Regions from separate parts of the Homo sapiens genome. Here region 2 is linked to region 1. Evidence: chromatin loops called from intact Hi-C (ENCODE). Cell type or tissue: heart left ventricle. All regions are shown on one strand.

Evidence for each region. Peaks named below come from ENCODE experiments on the same cell type or tissue, not always from the same donor. Only the 100,000 strongest peaks of a DNase experiment are listed, where the experiment ranks them.
Region 2: a loop joins it to region 1, with 5 times the contacts of the local background. A loop is called at or near these places in 5 of 110 quality-filtered maps.

What each region holds. Positions count from the first base shown.
Region 1 is chr1:193,586,398-193,588,897 of GRCh38, reverse strand. The region is part of intron 3 of LOC124904475 (a long non-coding RNA gene); the gene reads right to left. Among named protein-coding and RNA genes, the nearest start is that of LINC01031, 280 kb to the right of the region's middle. In heart left ventricle, no CTCF peak of the experiment used is centred here; no DNase peak of the experiment used is centred here; H3K4me3 peaks cover 397 bases; H3K27ac peaks cover 576 bases.
Region 2 is chr1:193,189,379-193,191,878 of GRCh38, reverse strand. All of the region lies in intron 10 of CDC73 (cell division cycle 73), which reads right to left. Among named protein-coding and RNA genes, the nearest start is that of B3GALT2, 4.0 kb to the right of the region's middle. In heart left ventricle, a CTCF peak has its summit at 1,328; no DNase peak of the experiment used is centred here; H3K27ac peaks cover 573 bases.

The DNA of each region.
Region 1 (2,500 bases):
GGCTTTCTACCAGCACCTGGAGCACAGCATTCCCCAGTCAGTGGCAGGAGGAGAGTGCCAAGGACTCCAGGCAGCCGTCTGTGTCACCCAAGCTAAAATCCACCTCTGGAAAATACATAATAACATCCCCTTAGAGAAATATTAGATCTGCTTCACTGCTCTTTCTGGCATATTTTATCCCACTTTGTCGTCCTCTCTCCCTACGTGCCAGGATCGCAAACCCTTTCTCTCAGCAGGAAAGCATGCAAGTCAAATGCCATCATAATCACTTTGTGTTTCCCTGCAGAGGGAAAGGAGGGCTCCTTGCATGTGAAAAACTTATCAGTTCCTAATGGAATGGAGTGACTTTTCAAAGGTCACAGGCAGCATGCAGTTAGGGGCCATAATACGCACCTAACAAACTGTGGAAGAGAATAAGCCTGGGCTAGTCCCTTGCATTGCTTCAAGTCCACTTTCCTATTTCTGCCATCATCCAGGAGATACACTGACACTCTGCAGCTGAGCCTGGCCCCTGGTGCACCAGCAGATGGCTTGGCTGCCTCTACAGCTTTCCTTATGCAGAAACAGCACTATTTCAAACAGTGTGTGTGTGTGTGTGTGTGTGTGTGTGTGTGTGTATGTGTATATATATATATGTGTGTGTGTATATATATATATGTGTGTGTGTATACACACATATATATATATGTGTGTGTGTATACACACATATATATGTGTGTGTGTGTATACACACATATATATATGTGTGTGTGTGTATACACACATATATGTGTGTGTGTGTATACACACATATATATATATAAATTTCCCCCCTTATTTTAAAATCCAAAGGATTGAAAAGACCTTTTGTCTGCAGTAAAGCACTGATGAGACTAGCATAAATATAACTTGAAAGAAACCCGCTTATTGGAATTTTTGCCTCCCATCCCCATCTCCTCTGGCCAACCCTCGGAAATGCGTTCTTCTGAAAGGGTCCATGCTGTGGTCCTTTTCCTGAATTGCCCCACTAGGAGAAGAAAATGACATTTTCACAATGTCAATGATAAAAGTCAAGGTGAGAAAACTTAGAAAATTTTGGAAGTTTTTCACATTTACTTCAATAGAGAAATAAGTCCAAATAGATCTCTATCAGCAAGAAAGAAGTATTATTTGGCAAAGTATTTGTTAGTACTAGGAACATGAAATGTCTATTTCTGAACTAATAATGTTTATTAGATAGTTTCCCACTGCTCTATATTATTCATTTATACTTTATTTCTTGGGTTACTATGTTTATTACTTTTTAGCCTTATGGATTTTTAAAGAGCTGATTATATAGTTTTTCAGTTAATTAGGTCACTTGGTAATACTAGACTATAAAAGGCATTTCAAAACAATAAATGAAAACATTTCTTAAGTACAATGACAATTGAGTAAATCATTTAATAATTTGATTTGTTGGAAAGAATACAAAGTGTGACCATCAGTTATTTTTCATAGTTGCACAGGTTGCTAAACATAGGAAGAGAGAAGTGTAACATATTAACCCATGAACATGCTCTGAGAAGAAATTAGAATTCTAAGCCTAGAACTCAATTTATTTTTTTCTGCTTCTCTCCCTCCTCGCACCTTTCACCCTCCATCCTCAAGTAGGCCCCCACGTCTGTTGTTTCCTTCTTTGTGTTCGTAAGTTCTCATCATTTAGCTCCCACTCTTAAGTGGGAACATGCAGTGTTTGGTTTTCTGTTTCTGCATTAGTTTGCTAAGGATAATGGCCTCCAGCTCAACTCTGTTCCTGCAAGACATGCATATCACGCTTTTTTTATATACTCCACTTTTTCAGAAACTATTCTCACATTTCTCCTAATTTTTAAAAACTCAATCTTTAAATCCCAGAAAAATGTCGCTGCATCCATGAATCTTGCTCAAACTCCTCAGACCAAGTCTATTATATATTCCTGGTTTAAAGAGCCTTTTTACAGATATATTACAGCTGTTACCACAGGCTGTGGTCATTTTATGTTTACACATCTGACTTTACAATTAAACCTTAAATCTCAGTGTCTAACACAGTACCTGAGAGAGAATGGGTGTTCTACAAATGTTTATTGAATAAAAGAATGAACCTATTGATTGAAAAATATCTGATGTTCTATAAGGAAAAAAAGCAAATATTTTTCAAGCATAAATGAATAGTATTGGGATAAATCATGGTAAATCAAAAACAAAAATGACTGATTCTTTTTCCAATTAAGTAAACTTAGAAAACAAGGTGGAAGAACCTTCAGTACAAGTACTATATTTATTCCCGGAATCATCAGTGCCTCTGATAGCTACCCCTCTGACAGTATACCACAGAGTTTGTATTTATAATGCTGCTGCATAAGTCACAGTTACCACCAAAGGTTTTGTTTTTGTTTTTTTGTTTTTTGGTTTTTTTTTTTTTTTTTTTTTTTTTTTTTTGAGACAGAGTCTCTCTCAGTCACCCAGGCTGGAGTGCAGTGGCGCGATGTCAGCTCAC
Region 2 (2,500 bases), 400 kb after region 1:
AGTTCTATCAAATTCAACACATGCCCTTTATATTTACTTTACATGGAACAAGTATTTATATAAGAAATACTTTACAATGACCCCTCTTAACTACCTGAAATGAAATGCACAGGTAATACAACCAATCTACATATATATTTTAAAAATTAATACACTAATACAAATAAAATTTTTAAAGACATTAATGATAGAGGCCAGGTGTGGTGGCTCAGGCCTATAATCCCCCGCACTTTGGGAGGACGAGGTGGGCAGATCACTTGAGGTTAGGAGTTTGAGACCAGCCTGCAACATGACGAAACCGCGACTCTACTAAAAATACAAAAATTAGCCAAGTGTGGTGGCACACGCCTGTAATCCCAGCTACTCGGGTGGCTGACGAAGGAGAATCACTTGAAACTGGGAGGTGGAAGTTGCAGTGAGCCAAGATCACGCCACTGCACTCCAGCCTGGGCAACAGAGCGAGACTGTCTCAAAAAACAAACAAAAAGAGAGATTTATGATAAAAATATGCATTTCAGTATGTAAGTCTCAGACATGATTATACCAGAAGATATACTAACCAGATGCTAATACCTATACATAAAGTCATAGTGAATGTAACAATTACAAATGCCCATAGACTGGTATATTGGTGACTCAAATGCCATGAACACAATTTCATTTTTTGATATGGTGAACCATTGGCCAAGTTTAGAACAAAGCAAAGTACAAGCTTCCCTCACTGTACACTGTAGTTACATTTCTAGATAATTCAGTGCACGTTAAAACTGAACAAAATATACTTTATGTTCCAACAATGTTTTAAATTTACTTAATTATAAAAAAGTGTTTCACCTACACAGATAGCCAATGAAACACTCAGAAGTCCTGCAGAACACAGAGCTAGTCTTTGCTGTTTACAAAGACTGTCCCACACACTACTGGACTACTACCTACCCTGGCCCTAAAATGCCCTTAAAAATCATTCTGTTAACTAGAAACATCCTCACAAACTTCTAGAACACCTCGTAGAAATCAGTACTACCCCTACCACTGCCCCCTTGAGAACCACAGCTCTAAGAGTATTATTCCTGACTGAAACAGCTGTGCCTCAGAAAAACCAAGGAATACACAAGCATAATAAAGTATTTGCCAAATCACTGCTGATTGTAAATGCTCATTGTTAATAGTTTGCATGAATTAAAACAGATAAAGGTGTCTATAATTAGTTCTGAAAGAGACACTTAAATTTAGCTTTGTTTTCAAGTCAAAAGAAATTCTTAAACAACATGCCTATCTGCTGCACAAGAAAACTGAAGGAGAAAAATAAGGCAGGCAAACACTGACACTTGTGGTCATTCTGAGATTGCTTATTTGCAATCAGGCTAATTCTTGCTTTGTGAGTTCAAGGAAAGTAAAGCTGGTTCATAAATCATCCACTGACTTTAGAGGAAAATTACAAGCTTTTAATAAACATTTGACTTCTCTTCAAAAAGGGGAAACTACCTATACTAATATTAAATAACCAAAAACAAGCCATTTGTCCAAATCCCTTATGTAATGAAAAAGACTGCATCTGATTATAAATAAAAACAGTCAAGAGAAATAAACTCCAAGCAAACATCATGCAAAATTGTCTAGTCATCTCAATAAAACTAAAATTGGTCTCTAAATAATTGTGTCAAGTGACAGTTTTCAGAGTGGTATGGTGGAAATTATACCTGATCTAAAACATTAAGATTTTTGTCCAACATGGGAAAAAATAGCTGGTATTTCTGGTAAGTCCTAGCTGAAATTAATTCCTTGAATTCAGGGACCAACCACTCATAATAAAGCACAAACAGGAAAGGAGACCAATATAAGAAGACCAGATTCATGTCTCCCTTCTAATGTTACTCAAGGATTTTGCTCATTCCCATTAGATGAAAATCATCCACCCTGGTTGAAGTGCTCTCCCCCTACCTTTCTCTTTTAATCTTTTTACCAAGGACATATTGTTGAATGTACATACATAGATAAACAGATGATGTAACTCCATGAGTTACTATTTAGTAGCCACTTGAACAGCAGATTTACATCTGATTCAACATGTAATAATCATTCAAAACCATTAACTACATGAATACAAAAATAATTATTCCTATACCCAGTAAAAACTGACAATTAGGAGGCATTACAATTCCTGTCTTTAAATTCTGACTCCTTGAAGTCTATACTAGACATGCCCAGGAAAATGCTAAAACCGGCCTGGACAGCTCTGGCCATGATGCACATAGTAACGGCCACCTATTTTGCCATCACGGATGTGTTGTAGGATTAAAAATAGACTTATGCAAGTGACAATTACAAGCCATTTATAACTATAAAACTTAACAAAATAGCTGCCAGTTTGCTGAATCTGAAAAAGAAACCTGTCACATTTACTGAATTAGTTTAACCATAGAATTCAGATGTTAAAAGAAACTAGACTAAAGGAAGAACTTCTACAAGCTCTCCTGTCATAAGATTTTTACAGTTTCTC